Regions from separate parts of the Mus musculus genome. Here region 1 is linked to region 2. A link is a loop called in an ENCODE intact Hi-C map of the cell type or tissue named here. Cell type or tissue: left cerebral cortex. All regions are shown on one strand. Links, peaks and the distances in the headings refer to the core of each region. The heading gives the core; the rest is flanking DNA.

Region 1 (7,607 bases), core at 1,599-6,598, 1.7 Mb before region 2:
TGGAGCAGAACAAGGAGAACCTAAACATGGGCTCAGGAGTCATGTGTTCAAGTCCTGGCTGTGCCTTTCCCTTGCACTGTGATATTGGTAAGACAATTGTTCTTCTCCAACCAAGAGTGAAGTGGGTGGGCAGCACTGGGTCAGCGATGGACAGTCTTCACACTGGAATGTTTATTGAATGGGTAAACAGAATACTGACAGCCCAGTGGAACGCAGAGGTTTAGCACTCTTGGGAGCAGTGAGGTACCAAGCAAGAGGTGGCTGATGAGTGTTGCTGTTCTGGTAAGTGTTGGGGTGCTGAAAGCAGCCTTCTGAAGAGCAAGTCTGCTGTTCAGGCGCAGGCTGATGATGTGAGTGACAGAAGCAGAATGTCTCAGAGGTCTGTACCCGAAGCAGGAAGGAGGTCCCCCACCAGCAGCGGAGCTGTGGGTCTCAGGTGAGTCTGTCTCCAAAGGATCTTGATGCCAGGAGTGAAACTCCCTCCAAAAGAGGCCCACTGAGTAAGGACTGGAAGTTGTGTTCCTGGCTATATAGACCCACGAGGATCCTGACTGGCTAGTGTATGGAAAAAAAAAAAAAAAGAAAAATCAAGACAGCCTGCCAAACCTTGAGAGAAGGGAGGGGGAGGTGCCGGACCTGTTTCCAGTCAGACTGGGTGACGTCGTCCCTTGCTGCCAGGTTGATTATAGGGAAGTGGACACTTGCTGTCAGAAGGGCAAAACAAAACAGCTTTGTGTTTGAAGATTTTTGAGCTTCTTCGGGCTAGTTGCCAAAAGTTTTCTTGTATCCCAGGTACTACTGTGATCTTAGCCTGGGGCTATAACCAGCTTTGGTCACCATTGGGTGCCCTCTTATAACACCACCACTAATTTTCCTTCTCTAGGTCTTGCGTGTGTGTGTGTGTGTGTGTGTGTGTGTGTGTGTGTGTTTGTGTGATGGAATACCAGTTTTTAGATGTGATTACATTTATTTTTGACTTGTGTGCACACCATAGGTCAACAATGGGAGTCTTTTTCATCCAACTTCCACCCTAGTTTTGAGGCAGGCCTTTTAGTGAATTTGGAGCTCATCAATTCAACTAGCTCCAAGAATCCTATCAGTGCTTCTGCAGGGCTAAAATTATATGCACTCCTGGTTTCTGTACATGGGTCTTGGGGTTCAAACACAGGTTTTCTTACTCTTAAGGCAAGCCAAGAACATAAGTATGGAGCCATCGCCCCAGCCTTTGGTTTTTTTCTTTTTTTCTTAGATATTTTCTTCATTTACATTTCAAATGCTATCCCCAAAGCTCCCTGTACCGTCCCCCAGCCCTGCTCTCCAACCCACCCACTCCCGCTTCTTGGCCCTGGCATTCCCCTGTACTGGGGGATAAAACGGACAACCTGATTGTTTTTCTCAGCTCAAAATCCCAGGCTAGTGCCCAGGCTGCCAGTTTTTAGATGCAATTACATTTATTTCTGACTTTCTTATTTGCCTCCGCTATAGTTCCCCATCACTGCCAGGAGAATCTAAGCTCCTCAGCAGGGTGGCCAGTGTCTGTCAGCTCCCTGTCCTACCACACACTGGAAACAGCCAGTTAAAAGCATGCACTAGTTTCCTAGACAATGGAGAGTCACTCAATTTGCAGTCAAAGCAACCCCACACTTTTCTTTTTTTTTTGTTTTGTTTTGTTTTGTTTTTTGGAGACAAGGTTTCTCTGTGTAGCCCTGGCTGTCCTGGAACTCACTCTGTAGACCAGGCTGGCCTTGAACTCAGAAATCCGCCTGCCTCTGCTCCACCCGGCTGCCACAAGCACTTTCAACTATTGGGTCATCTCTGATCCTTGCTATCTGTGGTTTGTTTGTTTTTTTAAGAATTTATTTATTATATGTAAGTACATTGTAGCTGTCTTTAGACACCAGAAGAGAGCATCATATGTTACTACGGATGGTTGTGAGCCACCATGTGGTTGCTGGGATTTGAACTCAGGACCTCCTGAAGAGTAGTTAGTGCTCTTACCGGCTGAGCCATCTCACCAGCCCCCACACTTTTCTTTTTTATCTTTTCCTTTTTTTAAGATTTATTTACTTATTATATGTAAATACACTGTAGCTGTTTTCACACACTGCAGAAGAGGGCATCAGATCTCATTGCGGATGGCTGTGAGGCACCATGTGGTTGCTGGGATTTGAATTCAGGACCTTTGGAAGAGCATTCAGTGCTTTTAACTGCTGAGCTATCTCTCCAGCCCTCCACCACCCAACCCCCTTTCTAGAATGACTCTTGTCTTCTAAATTCTCAGGGGCAAAGAGCTTGTACTAGTAAAGATTTGAAAGCAATCCAAGCATGACTAATAAAAAAAATTAACTGAGCTAGGTGTGGTGGCTCCACCTGTATTCATACTTGGGAGGCTGAGACAGAAGGATTGCCACAAGTTTCAAGGCTGCTTGGACTTCATGGTAAGCCATAGAATGAGACCTTGTTGCAATGAACCAGTTAACCAGTCAACCAATCAAAAGCTCAGCTCAGAGCATTCTCAGAGAGTGTAAGCAAATACAGTACATGCCATCAGATAGCATGTAAAGAATCCTTAATGGGTCGCTGATGGTAAGTAAATGGGACCCTATCTATTCTTTAGTTACTCTGTTTCTCAAGTAGGGAGTGGCAGAACCAAGAGAGAGGTGATGTAGACCAGCAGACAGGCATCTGCTGAAAACACCTGAGTTCACTTTCAAAAATGTAGAAAACCACACATGTAGCTATTCTGTGACATGTTCACCTCAATTTTTATCTGACCCTCAGTGCTCTGGACTAGCAGAGGTCAAAAGTACTGACCAGAGTGAGTATTTTAGGGTTAGAATGGAATACTGGGACAATTCCATTAGGAGTTGTGCATGGTGAAGGGAAGTTCCATCCACGGATGGTCTCAAAGAGCAGGCAGCCATGCTCAACAGTGAATCCTGGGTAGGAGAAATCTGGGCTGGGGGAAGTGGGAGAAAACTCTTGCTGGGAACCTGCTGTGAGTTAGTGTCTCTGCTCTGTCCTGAAGATAGACATTCTCAATCCACTGAGCATCCTTGCTGCTGGGCAGCAGTGGTGATCCTATTTCTTTCTTTCTTTTTTTTTTTTTTTTAAAGCATAAGGTAGTTTAATGACGGAGCTCCGGGCCGACACATATCTCCCGCAGGAGACAGAGGTGTCGACCACATGGTGGAGTCATAATGGCGGAGCTCCAGTTCGAAACGTATCTCACGAAGGAGACAGTGGTTTCGACCCCGAGGCTTGGAAGCTAGGGACTTTTATAGAAAAGGGGTGGGGCTGGGGGAGGAATTGGCGAGGTTTTACATGATTGGTCCATTTAAACATCAACAGACTGTCAGAAGGGCGGGAGATAGGGAGGCACTAGGCCGGTGATCCCATTTCTGATATGAAGATCTTGAAGGGCGGCTCTCCCCATTGCTTGAAGTCATGGAATAAGAGCTAGGTTTTGAGTGTGAGCTCAGAGTTGTCATTTACACATGAGTAAGGTGTATCACTGCTTCAGGAAGACTTCAGCCTATCCTTAGATGAGCACTTCTGTACAGTGCAGAACTTGGACAAGGGTACACTGCTGCCCTGTTTGGCCTGTGCTCTTTCAGGAACCCCATGCCACTGTCTGCTGGGTAGGAGGAACAGAGAACCTGACTTAGCCCGTCTGCTACTCCTTGCAGACTACACATTTGTTTATGAGAACCACAGATTTAGAGGGCAGCTTAATCACCCCTGATTCTGCAGAGATGGAAACTGACAACCAGGAGGTGGCAGTAACAGCCAAGAACACATTCTGAAACACAAAGAACTGTCAGCTCAGCAGGTACTAGTCAAGACCTTAGTCTATCTGCTCATATCCTGGGGCCTTAGTTCTGTGGTACCAACATCCAAGTTGTGTGCAGGCTCTGTAACAGGACAAGGAGTTCTCTCTTTCATGATGGCTGAGTTTGGGCTGTATCTCTTCACTCTTAGCAGTCAACTAAATGTTTTCTCTGTATACCTTGTAGGAAGTTTGGCAAATGGCTTATTTCCAGCTGGTTCCTCCCTAGGCCCAGGGGTACCAGCCACCTCCAGATGATTGGAGTTAAGTGCCATTCCCCAGGGCTCACTGAATGAAGACTGTCCCTTAGCTGGTACCCTGTGTTTCAGCACAGACAGGCCTTTCTTTGAGGGACTTGTTTCCAGAGCTGCCTGTGAGTGGCATGCTCAAATTGTCTGAACAAAGGGCATATCCAGCCAGGGCTGGCACAGGCTAAAGAGACCTGTGCTAGATGGCGAAGGAAGAGGGATCCTGGGTTCTGAGAATGAGTTGGGATGCAGAATCATAGATACAGATGGCTTCTTAGTGGTCAAGTCAGTTTCCAGCTTACTGCCTACTTCAGCTTTGATGGAAGTGGGCTGACCAGAGTACCAATAACCAGTGGCCTTCTCTAGGTCTGGTTGGAGCCCCAGGGTTGGAACAGGAGCAGGTCCTGTTACCCTGGGTGTCTGTGCCCGGACTCACCAATCAGGTCTGGACTCTAGTCACGGGACTTCTTTAGGTGAGGGTGATCTGCCTCCTCCTTCTACCTTTTCACCCCATGCCCTGCTGGTGACCGGGTTTTATGGGACCACCTATCTTTCCCACAGCTGCAGGCCACCCTTATCACTGTGAAATTACACCAACCCGCCCTGTTACAGGCAGGACACTCTGGCTCTGATGGTTTTATAGCCCCTTCACACTCTGCCAATACCTGCTCAGGAACTTGGCTTTCAAGGAGCTCCCCGTCTGCCCAGAAGGCAGGGGTGAGTGGGACACTGGCAGAAGCCAGGCCTTCATGGGCTCTGTGGGAGCTGGAGAGTGTGGCCTGTGGGAATCATCCGGAGTGATTTTTCTCTCTCTTATCTACTAGCCTATAATAGGCTTGGGAACAACACCAGATCTGCCAGGCGGACAGAAGGAAGGATTCCCAGTCACTGCACAGCGGTATCCACCCCTGCTTTTGACAGCCTCCCACAGGCTCCTGTGTAGCCTAGAAGGTTGTGTGCATTGTGTATGAGGGCACAAATTCCATTTCCATGATTGTAGGACAGCATGATGTTCTTTCTCCTCCCATAGCATTTTGGTGCCTGGATCTGGGCTCCCAGGCTGGAGAGGCTGACTGCAATGGAATCCTCAGTCTGGCTCTTTAGCTTGGCTGATTTCTGCTCTAGGCCTACAGAGATCTCACTTTGTCACTGACTAGCCTTGTAGCCATGAGCAACTGGTTACTATCTTTAAGCCTCAATAAGGTGTTCTGGCTCCACCAGACTCCAACCTCTTACCACACCAGGGACCACTGTTCTCAGTTACACTAAATGTTCTTGCAATGGCCTCTATACTTTGTGTCTCATGTCTTAGAACATTTTGGAAGAGAGAAATTGGTGGTTCCAATTGGCCCTGTGACAAACAGACCTACTTGTACCTCTGATAGATTAGAATGTCAGGAATAGGAGGAAAAAAATCCTCTTTTTGCTGTTATGACTTCAACTTTTTTGTGTACATTTGGGAGTAGGTGCACATGTGTATGCACACATGTGGAAGCCAGAGGATAATCTCAGGTGTCGTTACTTGGGCACAATTCATTCTGCTTTTGAGATGGGCTCTTTTACTGGCTTGGAACTTTCCAGATTGGTTCGACTGGCTGCCAGTACATCCATCCCAGGGATCCACTTGTCTTTACTTTCCAGGTGCTGGGATTATAAGCACACAACACTATTTCACATGGGCTCTGGGGATGGCACTCAGGTCCTCACGTTTATGAAGCAAGCCTTTTACCCACTGAGCTGTCTTCCAAGCGTTCATTAAATCATTTTGAAGGGGATCTTGCAAATGGAATCCTGGGCGTTGATGGTCTGGCCCTCATGAGCTAGATGTATTTCTTTCCTTTAGTCAGTGGGAAGCTCAGATTCCAGTGTGTGACTCTCTTCATGGCCATTGGCTGAGACTTGAGCCTATCTTTAAAAGTTAGACATAGACTCTATTTCTTTAATTTCTCTTTGTTAAATTTGTTATCTTGTGGTGCTAGGGATTCAACCCAGGACCTTGACTATGCTAGGTAATCATCCTGCCCCTGAGCTACATCACCGGTCATTTTTATTACCTACTTGCTTGGTTCTATAGATCTTTGATCTTAGTGTCTTACATATATCTTGGTACATTACTGCCAGTCCTTTATGGAACAAATGCATGTCAGGGATTGCATTTAATGTAAATGTGTTAGGTTGAGAGCAAAGTCAATGCCATGCCATAGAGGGGACACACAGTTTTTAGGGCCACAGAGGCTGACTGACAGTTGAATTTCCAAGTGAGTATGTATGAATCTTGAGATGTACCTGAGTTTTGAGCTAGAGCTGAGGAGCCTTAAGACTTCTGTGGATGAAGGTGTTTCAGTGGCAAAGAGTGACCTCAAGGCTCCTTGAGAGAATCTTCTATCTGGAGAGCCACATGAAGGGTCTTTTGTGGAGTTCTTTCAGGCCTGTTGGTTACATTTTTCCTAGTTGAACTTTCCTGTGGGAAGGCTGAGAGTTCAGAAGCACCCTGTGCTCAGAATATGTCCCTTTAAAAACCCGAGACTCTTCAGTTATGGGCATCAGGCATGTTGAAGGCAACAGAGCTCCTAGGGTGCAAAGGAAGGAGGCATAAGAATCCTGGCTCCTCTTTCCTGTTGCTATGATGGAACTGTGTAATTGATGAAGTCATTTATTTGGTACAGCTCTGAAGCCTAGGAGGCTCAGAGCCAAGGGGTCACAGCTATTAAAAACAATCATGATGACCAGAAGGGTAATATAGTGGGAGGGAACAAGAGAATAGTGGGGACACATTTTATAACTAACTCAGACTTGTGATGACTAACTAGTCCATGCATTCTCATGACAGGAATTGCATTCTCACAGTGGTCAGCTCATCCTCACTATAGCCTACCCACTCTCTTAATTACAAGAATATGCTTGTGATGACTAGCCTATTTTTTTCTGATAGTTGCCCACTTTCTTAATAGCTAGTCCTCTTTCTCAATGGCTAGCCCATACTCATGATGGTAATCCCATTCTTTTGATTTCTGGCCCACAACCCAGATAAAGCTGTCCTATTCAGGAAGGCAGAGCCCTTATGACTTAGTCACTTCTTCTTACACTTTGTGTAGGGGTTTGGGTTTACAACATACCTACTTGGTTGGGGGGGCACACTCAACTTTTTGCTTTCTGATACTCCAATTATCCCAGCTTATGTCTGACTTTTTCTTTAGTATCCTCCCTCACATTTTTCCTCTTGAATCTTTAAAATTAACTTAGGTTCCAACCATGTTTAAAAAAATCATGGCTTTCTCTTCCCCAAGCATATACCTTTTAGAAGTGGCTTATATTACCTCATGAGCTGGTAATCAATAGGTGAGATGACCATCAAGAGAGTAGAGAAGTTATCAGGAGCATGGGTTAACTATCAGAAGGCTGAGTTTGGCATAAAAGGGATTCCCCATTATGGTCCTACCCCTTACTCTGGCCTCCCTCACCTTGCTCCTGCTAGGATTCTTGTCACTTTGCCCAGCAAACATTTCTTGTTACAGCCCTAGTGTTCGATA
Region 2 (7,607 bases), core at 1,614-6,613:
TCCAGCTGCAAGGCATTTTCTCAATTAATGATCAAGGGGGGAGGTCCCCTTGTGGGTGGTGCCATCTCTGGGCTGGTAGTCTTGGTTCTATAAGAGAGCAGGCTGAGCAAGCCAGGGAAAGCAAGCCAGTAAGGAACATCCCCCCATGGCCTCTGCACCAGCTCCTGCTTCCTGACCTGCTTGAGTTCCAGTCCTGACTTCCTTGGGGATGAACAGCAGCATGGAAGTGTAAGCCGAATAAACCCTTTCCTCCCCAACTTGCTTCTTGGTCATGATGTTTTGTCCAGGAATAGAAACCGAGACTAAGATACTCAAGGAACATCTTTAAATAACGTCTTGCTCAGCCATCATCAGAGATGCTTCTTCCTGCAATAGATGAGCATAAACACAGAGGCTCATAGCCAGACAATGTGCAGACAGTGAGAGACCTTGGAACACTCAATTATAAATGGGGTGTCTCTATCAAATTCTCCCTCTACTCCATTGGGCTCACAGAACCCTTTGGAAGGGGAGGCAGAAAGACTGTAAGAACTAGAGGGCATAGAGAATACCAAGGACACAAGATCTTCTAAATACATCAGGTACTGATGCTCATATGAACTTCCAAAAACTGTGTCAGTGTGTGCAAGGCCTGCATGAGTCTAAGCCAGAAGGAGTTCCAGTGCTGAGAGGAGAAGACACAGCCGACATCCCTAATTCACAAGCTATCTTCAGTTGATAACTACTTGTAAATGAAAAATTAGTTTTCTTCTATGGTGTCTCATTGGCTATACAAACTAGTCTTAAGGGCAGTCCTCATGCCCAGCAGTCAATGCCAACACTTACAAACTTAATGGCATTTGCAGTTTTGGAAGTTCGTTGTCTCATGATTCTTTCTTTGGGCTTTTTTTTTTTCTTTTTCTTTAAAAAAAACTTTATGTGTCGTTTTTGTATATAGGTTTTTGGTTTTGTGTTTTTATGGAATTTTCTTTGTGCAAATATATGAGTCTCTACACATATGTTTCTTGTGCTGTGTCTTTGGTTCATTTTCTTCTGTTTGGTTTGTCGTATTCTGGTTTGTGTATATTTTGTTTTATCTCATGGTTTTATTATTTTTAACTGTCTTGTTTTCTTTTTTAAAAAGATTTATTGATTTTATTTATATGAGTACACTGTAGCTGTCTTCAGATACACAGCAGAAGAGGGCATCAAATCCAATTACAGATGTTTGTGAGCCACCATGTGGTTGCTGGGAACTGAACTTAGGACATTTGGAAGAGCAGTCAGTGTTCTTAATCACTCAGTCATCTCTTCAGCCCCGATGCCTTGTTTTTTAAGGAGAGAAAATGAGAGTTGGGAAGGACCTGGGAAGAGTTGGGGGAAAGGGAAACCTTAATTAAAATATATTATATGAAAGAAAATCTGTTTTCAATATAAGAAAAATAGAAATAAAACAAAACAAAAACTCCATGTAAGTATGCATATGGAGCTGTGGTTACTATAGTGATCAAATTTCTTAAATCTGTACATGTAGATGAAGTAGATCTCCTTATGTAATTGTAGCAAATGGGGTATGGGATGAAGTATTGATGGTCCACCATGCATTGTACTCGGTCGCAAGTGCTGAAGTCATTCTGTGATGAGCTTTTAGCAACCTTGTAATTTGGCTCTGCTGCTTAAGCAGTTAGGTGAAGAAGCTGAGGTTTAAGATTAACTGATTTTTGTCAGATTATGCAATTTGTGAAGATTCAAACCTTGTAAAAGACCAATTCTCTTAGACTAGGATGAACAAAAGCTGTTACTAGCCCTAAAACCCCATGTTCCCTTGAGGCAGACAGGGCTTGTGTTGTCTGTCCTTGGTCAGTCAGCCTCACATATATTTTGGCCTCATTTTATATGATTAATATTCTCACTTGCTCTCAGAGTCTTCCCATATTGGACACTCAGGGCTGTAGTTGGTAGTTGTAGATGAAGAAACCGAGTGTAGAGAATTTGTCCACATGGAGTTGGAATTCTGATCTGTGTTTTAACTGGCTCCTCTTACTTTCACTGCCTCTCCATCCTGAGAGCAATTTGCCTAAGAGCACATTTGTAGGCTGAAGTCCTCTATGTCCCAGACTGAGCCTTCTGGACAGCTGGGATGGCTGGTCCCTGAGTCCCCCTCCCCCATCTTCCAACTAAGCTACCAACTTCATGTGGTCTAGAGACTGGGGATAGACTGTTCTTTATTAACATTTTCAATTATTCACAAGTTAATATATCGACATCATGTGGGTCCTAGAAGCTTCTGGATTTTTCAATAGGGAGTGGGCATCTCATCAAACATAAACATATTTTCTTCAGGTTCAGAGCCTTATAATAAAGGAGCCCTGATTTTGCCTCAGCAGTAGTAAATTTAATTTTTCTTCATGTTGCAGCATACAGAGAGGCCTTATAGAAAAACTGGAAAATGAAATACAGAGAAAGGAAAAGAAAACCATTGTAGCCTATTCCTTCTTTATTAGAGTTCTTTATTTTTTAGGTTCATTTGAATGAAAGCCAGTGTTCTCAACCCCTTCCCCATTTTTATGACTGTGACAGGTAAGTAGTGAAAGGAGTGTCTTTAAAATAGGGCTTGGGCTTGCCTCGCTTAAGGCAGAGGACCATATTTCCAAGAAGTCAAAAAGTTTGTGGATTAGCAGGTGTCTTTTGCAGGCTGTAGCCAGGGAGAAGGGCTTGCCGTGTGTCTGGGGGTGGGGGGGTTGGAGGAACACTGAAAATGACAGTGGCCATCACCATTCTTGTCCAAGAGCTAATCTTTTTGTGCATCTTGTGGGTGTGTGATGTATGCACAGAGTATGTGTGGGTACAAGTCTGAGGAGGGTGCTGGGTGTCTGCTGTTACTTGCCAATATATTCTTTTGAGACAGGGTTTCTCACTGAACCTAAAGTTCCTGTTTCACCTAGGCTGATAGTGAGGTCACTAGGATGACCAGCCTGTCTCCATCCCCCTAATTTTCAGGTTATAGAAAGATACATCCAGAAGCAAGTTTTTTTGCTTTTTGTTTTTTGTTTTTTGTTGTTTTTTTTTAACTTGGATACTGGGGCTTTGAACTCAGATCCTCTTGTGTTCACAGCAAGTGCTTTTATCCATCTCTTCAGTTCCAGAAGCTGATTTTCTGAGTGTAGATCGTAGTGCATCTTGTGGGTGTGTGATGTATGCACAGAGTATGTGTGGGTACAAGTCTGAGGAGGGTGCTGGGTGTCTGCTGTTACTTGCCAATATATTCTTTTGAGACAGGGTTTCAAAAGTGAACCTCACTCCTGACCTAAATTTGTTTCAGGTTTGAGGATGGCAGCTGGTTACTTTAAGGGCTTTCACTTCCTACACTGCTAATATAAGAAAGAGAAAGAGCTTTAAGTCCTTTTGTAAATAGATAACTCGGGTTGTAGGAAGCCATGGTTCCGTGTTTCTCAGGGCTTTCTTTGCCTTTGTCTTGGTGGATATTGTGTATATTAAGCAGAAGTTGAGACTGTCTTTTCTGCTTGAATCCTGGAGAAGACTGGTCTCCTATCAGCCTTAGGATTTTGGCTAAATCCTTTTCTATTTCAGTCAGGATATTTTTAACATTACAACATTTTTCTGACCCTAGGTGATGGGGGTGGGGGACGGACTGATGTTAGTTTTAGAGCATTTTTTCTAGTTTTTGTTTGGGAAGCTAGTGGGAATAGTGACGCTATATTGTGCAGTCATCTCTGAAATGCCTGTGTATACAGCTCATTAATCTTTCTGGCACCACAGAAGAGCATGGCCCATCCCTGATCCTTGGTCTCAGTCTACTCTGACCACATTTACCATCTTGGGTACTTTCGGTGCTAAGGTTATTCATGGTTATTAAAGGAGACTGTTCTTGGCTTAGAGTGGATGTTCTGTGTTAGTGTCTTTCCAAGCTTTCCTCAACTTCCTTCCCGTTTCCCTTCTTCTTCCCTTTTCCTACTTCCCTTCAACTCTCTACAGCCACCCGTTTCCCCTTTCAGCAATGTCATTTACCAGTCCTGGATCTCATCAATTCAGCTAAATGGACTTTTTAGTGTGCTACATAGATCTAGCCGTCTCTGCCCCCTAGTGCTAGGATTATAGAAGGCATGAGCTAAGATTCCCAATTACTAAAGCCTTCCTCCTCCTTTTCTCTATGTGGGCACTAGGGATCCAAACTTGGCTCTTCATTCTTGTGAGGCAAACACTGTAGAAACTGAACTGTTTCTCTCTTTTCTCCTTATGGGTGTAGTTTTAGAAAGTTCCTGAATTTCTCTTTTCTAAGAACGGGAAAAATGTTACCTAGGGAAGGGATAGGGAGGCAGTGGTATGGACCAGTCGAGGGCCTGGCAACTGATTGCTCCGACAGTGGCCATTAACTTTCAACAAAAGTTTAGAAGGGACTTTCAAACTATAGCAGATAGCTTTGATTTTTGTTTTTGTATCATCTCTCCTTTTAGAGATTCCCCCGGACATGTCTTGTAACGTCTGGTTTCTAATCCCAGAATATCTGTACCCAGGGTGTTGTGCATGCTGTCTCAGTAAGACTGATTTAGGAGCAGATGTCAGGGTGTCTGAACTTCAGTTCTACCACTGGCTAGTAGGGAACATTAGACTCTTCAGGTTGCTTTTTTGGCTTCCTTAATCAGATGGAAATAGGGACAGTTTCCATGAAATCTGCCTATGGATGTTTGAGTAATGAGTATGATTATTTTATAACCTTTATTGAGTCAGATGACATTACTATTAAGATGACACAAATAAGATCATATTTTTCTAGGAAAAATAATGGTAGTTGTAAGTAGGAATCTGAGTTGTAGCATTTGTAGCCCTGATGGCAGTAATGGTAGCCCCCATGGTAGTAGCTGGTGAATGTGGGTCCTCATAATGGGCCTTTGGCTTGCTGGCCAAAGAAGTTGAAGGGTTTTCCTTGAAATGGTCTGTGCTGTGTTGTAGCACTTTCCCTAGATACTTTTCTTCTGAATGCAGTCAGCCCATGCTAAAATGTCTTCTCAATAGCAAAATTTCCAACAATAAAATTAAACCAAGGATATATAACAATGTTATAGAAAAGTTTGTAAAGTAGTATTTCTCTTCCTTCCCCAGTAGAAAAGAGTAAATGTCATTTAAGCTTTGTATTACATGACTTACTTTCCCTCTGTGTCATACAGAAGTCACTGATGTATAAGGTCAAGTTTACTGCCAGGATTCAAGGCCACAATGTCTTGTTCCCTCCTTCCCAGACCTGGTTCTCACTGTTAATTTTTTATTATTATTATTATTATTATTATTATTATTATTATTATTATTATTACAGCTGTTTGGTCTTATGTGCCTAAACTACTTGGTGAAGATTTGAAAGTGACTGCAGGCTTTTCCATGGATGTCACATAGATGTTTTTATTTCAGTTATTGATTGCATCAATCATGAGAATTTCTCATTTTCTCCTAGGGAAAAAAAAAAGAGTTATTTTCTCATTTCAAATTCTCCCTAACTAACATAAATTATAATATAAGGTTTGCATTCTTTATGTTCTCTTAAGGAAATTTTATTTATAGCTTATTGTTTTGGATAGACTTTACTGATGTTCACCTTGAAAGGACATGTGCCTACAGGCATTTTGAGCATGGGGAGTAGCATGGGGGTGGGAGATGTTAAAAGTTCTGAAGTTATCTAAATAAATATTCTGCCTCTGTATTTTTCTGAACACAAAATGCACAGCAGCCACCATTCCTAGAAACATATGCCAATTGTAGCTTACATTTTGCTGAATTTGAGAAGCTGGTATGGCCGACAATCAGATGCTCAGAATGAGGACTTTAAAAATGTCTTTGTGACAGGTTGGACACACTTAAACCTTGGTCGAGTTTCAGAGAGGCGCAACTTGGTCTTTCATCATAAATTTGAAGGCAAAAAGATACATGGAAATCTCTAGGTAGTATGAATTGTTAAGTCTTTCTGTTGAGTTACAGATACTGAAAGGGAAAAAAAAAATCTTAGATGTCTTTTTATTCCCTTAACAAATACTTCCTTGCTTTTGAAGCAGTTGAAGTGTAGTGCACTGGAGCTTAAAATGTCTTGGGTATAGAGTAAAAAGACTTGGTTTAAATTCTATGCCCTTGCATGATCCAGCGAAAGAAACTTTCTCTCTGCAAATAGTCACTCAGTGTCTTGGGAGGTGCATGTCTCAATGTTGAGCCAAGTACATATTTGCAGGTGCTGTAGCATGTACATTTCTACATATGGTGGCAGGTGCATTTTCAGGTGCCAAAGTAGGTACATTTCCAGGTGCTATGGCAGGTGTATTTTGGAATGCTGTGGTGGCTATATGTCCAGGTACCTTACTTACTAAGTTGTAAGACAGATGCAGTGGATACAGACAGTAACTAGCTACTCACTGGATTCCTGCTCCCTTGGCAGAATTTCATCAACTCCTAAATCTTTCCTTCCAGTGTTGGGCTGCAGCCTCTTACAAGACCTTACAATTTTCTGAAATACTTATGTTCCTTAGACATTGATACTCTCTACAAATATCAGGCTACTAAAGGAACTATTCCTTGCAAAAGCTAGCTAGCCACTGTTGCCAGCTCAGAGTTGACAGTTCTTAGCCCCCACCTCACAGTGATAGAAGTTGCAAGGACTTATCTGCACCATGCTGAGACAAAGTGGTGAAATGGGAGACTCACTTTCTCATTGAGGCCTTTGCTTTGAGTTATAAAGATTTTTCTTTTCTCTCTCTTCCTTTGCGTTTTTTGAGGCTGGGTCTATATAGTCTTGGCTGTCTTGGAACTCCATAAGAATTACACACACACACACACACACACACACACACACACACACACACACACACACACGGTTGGCCTCAAACCCACTAAGATATACCTGCCTCCCAAATGCTATGATTAAAGGCATGAACCATCATTCCCAGCAAGATATAAAACATTTTCAAAACTGACCTAAGTATCTGGTTTTCTCTAGGTGGAGCTGAGCTGTATACAACGTGTGAAGGCTTTCCTCAAGTCTGGAAAAAGTTCAGAAAAGCATTCTTCATAATTATTCTTATATAGGTTTTAAATGTGTATTGTTTTATAGCTGGGTCAAAGCAGAAATTTGAAAATCTAGAACTGAAAGGACACATTAAAAAAAATGTTTGCATGTCAGCTTGACCTGTTTTCATGGAAGTTGTGGGAAGCAGAAAGTTTGCCTGCTCAGTGTCTTGCTGGGATTAAGGTCACGGATAGGATTTAGGTCACCAGTCTAACTGCTGCTTACCCTCACTTCCCTAGTGCTTTTCCAGTGACTTGATTGCATTGACTAGTAAATTAGAAATTTTAAAGATTTTTCCATAATTCCTGTTTCGAATCTAGCAGAAGATACAAGTAGTTTCTTTTCTTTGGAAACTAAAATGTGTTTTTTATTCATCTGACTGGAAGGCAGCGTCTCTCCTCTTCTGCTGGAGTTCACCACATAGAAACAAAACCAGATGACAAATGGATAACCCTCCAGAAAAAGTCAAGTTGTGCTGTAGGTGGCTATGGTACTGAAAGGTTTCCTGCATGGTGAGGCAATTGAGCTGGGTGAGACCCAGAGGGCAATGCTAATTAAGCAGATA

What was found. Peaks named below come from ENCODE experiments on the same cell type or tissue, not always from the same donor. Only the 100,000 strongest peaks of a DNase experiment are listed, where the experiment ranks them.
Region 1: it touches region 2 in a loop (4-fold over the local background); 3 of 42 quality-filtered maps call a loop at or near these places.

What each region holds. Positions count from the first base shown.
Region 1 is chr8:74,918,274-74,925,880 of GRCm38, reverse strand. No RefSeq gene overlaps it. Among named protein-coding and RNA genes, the nearest start is that of Isx, 49 kb to the right of the region's middle. In left cerebral cortex, for the core only: a CTCF peak has its summit at 3,770 (motif pointing right); DNase peaks (open chromatin) are centred at 3,767 and 5,005; H3K27ac peaks cover 1,375 bases.
Region 2 is chr8:73,229,992-73,237,598 of GRCm38, reverse strand. All of the region lies in intron 1 of Large1 (LARGE xylosyl- and glucuronyltransferase 1), which reads left to right. Among named protein-coding and RNA genes, the nearest start is that of Large1, 120 kb to the left of the region's middle. In left cerebral cortex, for the core only: a CTCF peak has its summit at 4,088 (motif pointing left); DNase peaks (open chromatin) are centred at 3,203 and 4,092; H3K27ac peaks cover 389 bases.